Linked DNA regions of Homo sapiens: region 2 is linked to region 1. Evidence: chromatin loops called from intact Hi-C (ENCODE). Cell type or tissue: HCT116. All regions are shown on one strand. Region 1 has its middle 140 kb from the start of SRGAP2-AS1. Region 2 has its middle 86 kb from the start of SRGAP2-AS1.

Region 1 (5,000 bases):
GTTTCAGGGGTCTGTAAGGAAGAAAAAAGACAGACTAAAGTTTAATCAAGCCAAGGCAGAGGTAAGTAATGGATAATTGCAAACAATTAGTCTCTTTATAACAGTGGGAATATGGCTTTAAATAGCACTATTTAGAATAAAAGAATAGGAGTTAAACCCTCCAAACAGGTTAATTAAATAACCAGCCTAATAACAATTAAAAAGTCCATTTTTTGCTCCTGCCCTGAGCATTGACTGTTTCGTTTCCAGGCCCCAGCTGTACTGGTTGAGTAAGCGGTGCCCTGCTGCCAACATTGCCAGGCTGGTTAAAGAATGTGTAGATTGCTTTCTCACATGAGTCTCTTAAAGAAACATTTCATCTTAACAGAGGCAACCAACAACTACAACTTGCAAAAAGTAAAAGAACACAGGAAAGTTATAATAATTATTTTTTACAAGAATGAACTCCATACATTGGAATGGGGACATTTGGGAACAAACAAAAGCTGCACAAAGTCACAAAAATGCTCCCCCAAAAAGCTCAATGCAAACATTCCATTGTTATCAGATTGGGAAACACACAGCTGCACACACACACACACACACACACACACACACCTTCTATTCATATTAAACAGAAATAGAGAAACAGTTCATAAGACTAGAGGACAGTTAAACACTAGATGTGTATTTGGAAAAACCTAACTATTGATTTAATAATAGTTTGTGATGTTTTAAATTCTAATTATACAATTTTAATATTGTTCCTAAAACAGATTAATGACTCTTAGGAATTTAAAAGACTAAGATTACTTTGGAAACATGGAATCCAAAACTGTGAAAGAAAAAGCAGAGAAAGCAGGGCTGGGTTTAATTTTGGAGTTCCTTGGTTGCTTCTCCTTAGCACAGTGACTCATTTGATATCATCTTTAATTTCTCTGGCTAAAGGTTTTCCAACAGATATACAAATTCTCTTCTTGACCTAGAGTTATGTAATGGATGTACCAGCAGGAATTAATGAAAACATAAGAGTATCTGCAAATCAAAATTGATTCTCCCTTTTCTCAGGTATCCGTTTTCTGGGGAGCCATTCTTAGCCTTAGCATGTCTGGAATATTTTCCTCCTTTGTGCGCCCCCAGTAAAACGTTCTCACCACATTAGATTCCCAGCACGCTACTGGTATGTTTTCCCACCGGGCCAGGAACAGGGATTACCACTTCACAAAGCAAAGAGCAGTAGCTTTGTTTAAGAAAAATTGTGACACTCACCTCGGAAGTGGTTGAGCCTGTCCACCAGTCCTGTGATGCGCCCTGTAGTGAGCTCTGGATTCACAGGCTGGGGCATGTGCAGCAGCACGGACTCACTCCTGCAAGGAAGTAGGTTGAGTTGGTTAAGCTTCTGATGTCTGTGTTTAAGAAATAGATTCCGAGGGAGGAGCCAAGATGGCCGAATAGGAACAGCTCCGGTCTACAGCTCCCAGCGTGAGCGACGCAGAAGACGGGTGATTTCTGCATTTCCATCTGAGGTACCGGGTTCATCTCACTAGGGAGTGCCAGACAGTGGGCGCAGGCCAGTGTGTGTGCGCACCGTGCGCAAGCCGAAGCAGGGCGAGGCATTGCCTCACCTGGGAAGCGCAAGGGGTCAGGGAGTTCCCTTTCCGAGTCAAAGAAAGGGGTGACAGACGCACCTGGAAAATCGGGTCACTCCCACCCGAATATTGCGCTTTTCAGACCGGCTTAAGAAACGGCGCACCACGAGACTATATCCCACACCTGGCTCAGAGGGTCCTACGCCCACGGAATCTCGCTGATTGCTAGCACAGCAGTCTGAGATCAAACTGCAAGGCGGCAACGAGGCTGGGGGAGGGGCGCCCGCCATTGCCCAGGCTTGCTTAGGTAAACAAAGGAGCCAGGAAGCTCGAACTGGGTGGAGCCCACCACAGCTCAAGGAGGCCTGCCTGCCTCTGTAGGCTCCACCTCTGGGGGCAGGGCACAGACAAACAAAAAGACAGCAGTAACCTCTGCAGACTTAAATGTCCCTGTCTGACAGCTTTGAAGAGAGCAGTGGTTCTCCCAGCAAGCAGCTGGAGATCTGAGAACGGGCAGACTGCCTCCTCAAGTGGGTCCCTGACCCCTGACCCCCGAGCAGCCTAACTGGGAGGCACCCCCCAGCAGGGGCACACTGACACCTCACATGGCAGGGTATTCCAACAGACCTGCAGCTGAGGGTCCTGTCTGTTAGAAGGAAAACTAACAACCAGAAAGGACATCTACACCGAAAACCCATCTGTACATCACCATCATCAAAGACCAAAAGTAGAGAAAACCACAAAGATGGGGAAAAAACAGAACAGAAAAACTGGAAACTCTAAAACGCAGAGCGCCTCTCCTCCTCCAAAGGAACGCAGTTCCTCACCAGCAACAGAACAAAGCTGGATGGAGAATGATTTTGACGAGCTGAGAGAAGAAGGCTTCAGACGATCAAATTACTCTGAGCTACGGGAGGACATTCAAACCAAAGGCAAAGAAGTTGAAAACTTTGAAAAAAATTTAGAAGAATGTATAACTAGAATAACCAATACAGAGAAGTGCTTAAAGGAGCTGATGGAGCTGAAAACCAAGGCTCGAGAACTACGTGAAGAATGCAGAAGCCTCAGGAGCCGATGCGATCAACTGGAAGAAAGGGTATCAGCGATGGAAGATGAAATGAATGAAATGAAGCGAGAAGGGAAGTTTAGAGGAAAAAGAATAAAAAGAAATGAGCAAAGCCTCCAAGAAATATGGGACTATGTGAAAAGACCAAATCTACGTCTGATTGGTGTACCTGAAAGTGATGTGGAGAATGGAACCAAGTTGGAAAACACTCTGCAGGATATTATCCAGGAGAACTTCCCCAATCTAGCAAGGCAGGCCAACGTTCAGATTCAGGAAATACAGAGAACGCCACAAAGATACTCCTCGAGAAGAGCAACTCCAAGACACATAATTGTCAGATTCACCAAAGTTGAAATGAAGGAAAAAATGTTAAGGGCAGCCAGAGAGAAAGGTCGGGTTACCCTCAAAGGAAAGCCCATCAGACTAACAGCGGATCTCTCGGCAGAAACCCTACAAGCCAGAAGAGAGTGGGGGCCAATATTCAACATTCTTAAAGAAAAGAATTTTCAACCCAGAATTTCATATCCAGCCAAACTAAGCTTCATAAGTGAAGGAGAAATAAAATACTTTATAGACAAGCAAATGCTGAGAGATTTTGTCACCACCAGGCCTGCCCTAAAAGAGCTCCTGAAGGAAGCGCTAAACATGGAAAGGAACAACCGGTACCAGCCGCTGCAAAATCATGCCAAAATGTAAAGACCATCGAGACTAGGAAGAAACTGCATCAACTAATGAGCAAAATCACCAGCTAACATCATAATGACAGGATCAAATTCACACATAACAATATTAACTTTAAATGTAAATGGACTAAATTCTGCAATTAAAAGACACAGACTGGCAAGTTGGATAAAGAGTCAAGACCCATCAGTGTGCTGTATTCAGGAAACCCATCTCACGTGCAGAGACACACATAGGCTCAAAATAAAAGGATGGAGGAAGATCTACCAAGCCAATGGAAAACAAAAAAAGGCAGGGGTTGCAATCCTAGTCTCTGATAAAACAGACTTTAAACCAACAAAGATCAAAAGAGACAAAGAAGGCCATTACATAATGGTAAAGGGATCAATTCAACATGAGGAGCTAACTATCCTAAATATATATGCACCCAATACAGGAGCACCCAGATTCATAAAGCAAGTCCTGAGTGACCTACAAAGAGACTTAGACTCCCACACATTAATAATGGGAGACTTTAACACCACACTGTCAACATTAGACAGATCAACGAGACAGAAAGTCAACAAGGATACCCAGGAATTGAACTCAGCTCTGCACCAAGTGGACCTAATAGACATCTACAGAACTCTCCACCCCAAATCAACAGAATATACATTTTTTTCAGCACCACACCACACCTATTCCAAAATTGACCACATAGTTGGAAGTAAAGCTCTCCTCAGCAAATGTAAAAGAACAGAAATTATAACAAACTATCTCTCAGACCACAGTGCAATCAAACTAGAACTCAGGATTAAGAATCTCACTCAAAGCCGCTCAACTACATGGAAACTGAACAACCTGCTCCTGAATGACTACTGGGTACATAACAAAATGAAGGCAGAAATAAAGATGTTCTTTGAAACCAACGAGAACAAAGACACCACATACCAGAATCTCTGGGACGCATTCAAAGCAGTGTGTAGAGGGAAATTTATAGCACTAAATGCCTACAAGAGAAAGCAGGAAAGATCCAAAATTGACACCCTAACATCACAATTAAAAGAACTAGAAAAGCAAGAGCAAACACATTCAAAAGCTAGCAGAAGGCAAGAAATAACTAAAATCAGAGCAGTACTGAAGGAAATAGAGACACAAAAAACCCTTCAAAAAATCAATGAATCCAGGAGCTGGTTTTTTTGAAAGGATCAACAAAATTGATAGACCGCTAGCAAGACTAATAAAGAAAAAAAGAGAGAAGAATCAAATAGACACAATAAAAAATGATAAAAGGGATATCACCACCGATCCCACAGAAATACAAACTACCATCAGAGAATACTACAAACACCTCTACGCAAATAAACTAGAAAATCTAGAAGAAATGGATACATTCCTCGACACATACACTCTCCCAAGACTAAACCAGGAAGAAGTTGAATCTCTGAATAGACCAATAACAGGCTCTGAAATTGTGGCAATAATCAATAGTTTACCAACCAAAAAGAGTCCAGGACCAGATGGATTCACAGCCGAATTCTACCAGAGGTACAAGGAGGAACTGGTACCATTCCTTCTGAAACTATTCCAATCAATAGAAAAAGAAGGAATCCTCCCTAACTCATTTTATGAGGCCAGCATCATTCTGATACCAAAGCCGGGCAGAGACACAACCAAAAAAGAGAATTTTAGACCAATATCCTTGA
Region 2 (5,000 bases), 53 kb after region 1:
AGGTACTGTTGCAAATGCGGTGGGTGCCATGAGGCCCAATCTATCTTCTCATTCAGGTTATTGGGCCCTCTGACTCTGCTTATGCACCATCCTAGATACATCACTTCCATCCTCATTGCTGCTGGTTCTGCTCAACTTTAACACTTTGTGAGTCTTACAGTACTAATGGACTACTCTGGCCTCATGGTCTCTTACTGCACCCATCTAGAACTCCAGTGGAAACAAAAGAAGCTCTTTTTTGAAAAGTATGTAATCCTTTGGTGCAGATAACATGGCATTGCTCCAGTTCCCAAAATGTCAGCTATGTTTTTCCTATTTGGGCTTGCCATAAACCCCATGTAGCAACTTTTCCTACCAATAATACCTCTAATATCATAGGTTCTGCTCAGTTTTGTGGCCCAAGCAGCATGGCAGCCCATGAGTCTGCCTGGATATGTTGTAGAGACCTTCCCTGTTCTGGACAGTATTTCATGTCAACTACTATATGGGTCAGAGAAGTATTCTCAGCTATGGAAAATGCTGCACCTAACCTGAAAGGAACTACCAGACCTGTGCTTACTTCTGCATAGTGGACAACGAAGAATAAATGTTTCTTTTATTTCAGAAGGGTAATTCTAGCAGGCCATACATACTGGAGACCTAAAAATCAAACTGAAGTGATGAGCCCCTGAATCTCCATAGGATTTATTTCTCACCCTCTGGAGTTTAAATGTCTTACCACGGACCTTAATATACTAGCTGGTTCTTGCACATCCAATCTGATTAGCACGGTGTCATTGAAATAGACATTGATATAGACTCATGTGATAGTCATGGTGTCATTGAAATAGATATTGATATAGACCCATGTGATAGTCATGGTGTCATTGAAATAGATATTGATATAGACCCATGTGATATTCTGCAGGAGTTTGAGTTAGTCTGGGTATCTTCAGAATATATTATGACAGAAGGGAGAGAAGACAAACCTAGACTCAAGGTAAGATAGGAAAAGTACTGTTGTCTATTCCAAGTAAATATAAACTATTTCTGATTTTTTTTTGATAAGGAGGGAAAAAGATGCATTAGCTAGGTCCTGGAATTCATATGTTGAAGCTTAATCCCAGTACCTTTCAATATGGCCATATTTGGAGATAGGGCCTTTAAAAGGTAACTAAGGTTAAATGAAGACATAAGGTTAAATGAAGCCATAATGACACAAAATACACATCTATTATGCCCTCATAAAAACAGGAAGAGACACCAAGGATGTGCATATACAGAGCAAAGTCCATGTGAGAACACAAAGAGAAGGTGGTCATCCACAGACCAAGGAGAAACCAAACCTGCTGAAATCTTGATCTTGGATTTCCAGCCTCCAGAAATGTAAAATAGATAAATTTTTATGTTCTTTAAGCCACTCCATCTGTGATATTTTGTTATGGCAGCTCCAGCAGACTAACACAAATGTCTGTATTCCTGAGGCTGTGTTAATCTACTCTAGCAAGGGTACCACATCTGGCATAGCAGCTGCAACTAGGACTACTGCTTAGTTAAGTTTGCAATACTGCACTGTCATAGCACAGGAATTATATACATATTTGGGGGTGGAAAGGGTGGGCAGACTGATGAGTTAAATGGGATATGTTAGAGATCACCATTTCTCCATGCTTTAGGTGTTTAAGAATGGCAGTAATTCCTGCATGACCTTGAGACATAATATTAGTTTTGATTAACTATCTTGGTTGGGATTAGGGGAATTTTCAGAAGTTTCCACTTAGCCTTCCCTATTATAATAACTCTTGTTCTGGAGTCTAAGAATCTAACATATATATTATGCCAAAACCAAATATTTTTTTAATTATGCAATCAGAGACTAGATGAGTGATTGCCAAATGGGTCTCCAGACCCAGGGAACCCCAATGAAGCAAATTTGAACCAAGATTTTATTTACTACACAATCCTAAGTAATAATTCCTAGACAAAGGGCCTTGAGTTTTATTGGGGTAATTTCCTTTAGCCTCCTGGTTATCCATCCTTGCTTTCTTTTTATTGTACAGTTGAATACCCTTGTTGACTGCCTATTTATTTTGTTCTAAGGGTGTTATGTTCTAACTGTTTCCATAGACCTCTGTGGGTCAAGACCCTTGGCTGTCCCTCTAAGCTTTCCATTCATTACAGTAATTGTGTCCATTTAGCTTCTTTTGGTTAAGTGCCATAACCCATCTAGCCTCTATTATTTCTAATCACCACTGTTATTATCAATGAGCCTAGTTCTGTAACAACCGCTCTTACTTTGTTAGGGAGGAGAGTCACCACTGAACACTTTACTGTTGCTGTTTCTCCTCTCCCCAGGACATTTTAATTGCTGCCATAAATGGTATCCTCAGAGCCCTCCCAAGGAAGAATTGGAAAATTGTGGGTTTTTCTGGCCCTCACTAATATTTGACTCTAGCACACCTAAACCTCTGAAACTTTTATTTTTTTTCCACTACTAGATATGATAATTTATGCATGGGGCATAATTCATATTTCTAGGGACTATCCTGGTAGTGAATTTGTGCCATCTGCTTGAGTCCTGGACATTACATTAGTCCTTTATCCCAGAAGAGTGTTTTCCCAACCTAAACTCTCCTTTCACAGCCTTGTGTTCTCCCACTTGACATCCCTAATCAAGAATTCTCAGAATCCACCCTCATGTGTGCTTCTGCAGGCATATGCTGGAAATGTGAGTCATTTGCTGATGCAATACACTTGCATCTTGCTTGAGAGCTCATGCTTGATTATCTTTATTTTATCTCCAATTCATGAAAGTATGCTGCTGAACACTCATGATTTTATGACTTGATAGTTCAGATGATACTGTGTTCATGATGGGCTCAGCCTCACTCAAACCTGGTGTTTACTGAATACCTATATGTGTATGTGTTGTCACGCAAGTGAAAAGACACTCAATGATTTTCATGTTTGTATCTTAGTGAAAAGCAATGGCATTGTAGCATGTTTTCTTCATTTTGGTGAAGAAAGTCCAACATACCCCAGACTATGGTTGGCATGAAGCTCCTAAAGTTTGACTGAGGTGAAGCCACTTGTATTTAGGGAAGAGGTTATTTATCTTCTATCCTCTGGTGTGAATAATTTTACCACAGCATTTGAATACCTGCTACTTTCAGCTCACCAGATTCTATCAGCATAATGTAATTAGTATAGTAAACTACTGCAATGTCCTATTACAGTGATCGAAATTGTTACTCCTTCAGAGACCATTCCCACAAATATTCCCAGGCAGTTACTGTATTAAAAAATCACATTCTTGCAATTTGGTAGGGGACATGCTGGGATTCAACTGTGGTCATAGGTACAATATGGGTGAGGATTAAGGAGGATTAAGTTCTTTTTGTAAGGTTAAGTGCCTCACATAACTTTGTAACCAGATCTTTTTGCAAGTAAGAATCTGCTTTTTCATGAGGAGAAATAGGAGCTGCTTCTGCTAGTAAAGGATATTTCATTAAATTGGAGGATTTTAGAAATGCTCAGTCATCTGAATCTTCTCATATGTCCCCATTCTTTTTTATTTTAATGCATGAACTTCCCTCTCCCCCTCCCCCCTCTTTTTTTTCTTTTTTTAAATTATACTTTAAGTTCTAGGGTACATATGCACATCGTGCAGGTTTGTTACATATGTATACATGTGCCATGTTGGTGTGCTGCATCCATTAACTGATCATCTACATTAGGTATATCTCCTAATGCTTTCCCTCCCCCCTCCCCCTACCCCATGACAGGCCCGGGTGCATGATGTTCCCCTTCCTGTGTCCAAGTGTTCTCATTGATCAATTCCCACCTATGAGTGAGAACATGTGGGGTTTGGATTTTTGTTCTTGCGATAATTTGCTAAGAATGATGGTTCCCAGCTTCATCCATGTCCCTACAAAGGACATGAACTCATCCTTTTTTATGGCTGCATAGTATTCCATGGTGTATAAGTGCCACATTTTTTAAATTCAGTTTATCATTCATGGACATTTGGGTTGGTTCCAAGTCTTTGCTATTGTGAATAGTGCCACAATAAACATACGTGTGCATGTGCCTTTATAGCAGCATGATTTATAATCCTTTGGGTATATACCCAGTAATGGGATGGCTGGGTCAAATGGTATTTCTAGTACTAGATCCTTGAGGAATCACCACATTGTCTTCCAGAACAGTTGAACTAGTTTACACTCCCACCAACACTGTAAAAGCATTCATATTTCTCCACATCCTCTCTAGCATCTGTTGTTTCCTGGCTTTTTAATGACCGCCATTGTAACTGGTGTGAGATGGTATCTCATTGTGGTTTTGATTTGCATTTCTCTGATGGCCAGTGATGATGAGAATTTTATCATGTGTCTTTTGGATGCATAAATGTCTTCTTTTGAGAAGTGTCTGTTCATATCCTTTGCCCACTTTTTGATGGGGTTGTTTGTTTTTTCTTCTAAATTTGTTTGAGTTCTTTCTAGATTCTGGATATTAGCCCTTTGTCAGACAAGTAGATTGCAAAAATTTTCTCCTATTCTGTAGGTTGCCTGTTCACTCTGATGGCAGTTTCTTTTGTTGTGCAGAAGCTCTTTAGTTTAATTAGATCCCATTTGTCAATTTTGGCTTTTGTTGCCATGGCTTTTGTTGTTTTAGACATGAAGTCCTTACCCATGCCTATGTCCTGAATGGTATTGCCTAGGTTTTCTTCTAGGGCTTTTATGGTTTTAGGTCTAACATTTAAGTCTTTAATCCATCTTGAATTAATTTTTGTGTAAGGTGTAAGGAAGGGATCCAGCTTCAGTTTTCTACATATGACTAGCCAGTTTTCCCAGCACCATTTATTAAATAGGGAATCCTTTCCCCATTGCTTGTTTTTCTCAGGTTTGTCAAAGATCAGATAGTTGTAGATATGTGACATTATTTCTGAGGGCTCTGTTCTGTTCCATTGGTCTATATCTCTGTTTTGATACCAGTACCATGCTGTTTTGGTTACTGTAGCC

The links. A loop is a pair of places that touch in the nucleus more often than their neighbours do. Peaks named below come from ENCODE experiments on the same cell type or tissue, not always from the same donor. Only the 100,000 strongest peaks of a DNase experiment are listed, where the experiment ranks them.
Region 2: a loop joins it to region 1, with 10 times the contacts of the local background. A loop is called at or near these places in 5 of 110 quality-filtered maps.

What each region holds. Positions count from the first base shown.
Region 1 is chr1:121,534,669-121,539,668 of GRCh38, reverse strand. It overlaps the pseudogene EMBP1. Among named protein-coding and RNA genes, the nearest start is that of SRGAP2-AS1, 140 kb to the right of the region's middle. RefSeq lists an enhancer at 1,630-2,339. In HCT116, no CTCF peak of the experiment used is centred here; no DNase peak of the experiment used is centred here.
Region 2 is chr1:121,481,871-121,486,870 of GRCh38, reverse strand. No RefSeq gene overlaps it. Among named protein-coding and RNA genes, the nearest start is that of SRGAP2-AS1, 86 kb to the right of the region's middle. In HCT116, no CTCF peak of the experiment used is centred here; a DNase peak (open chromatin) is centred at 2,750.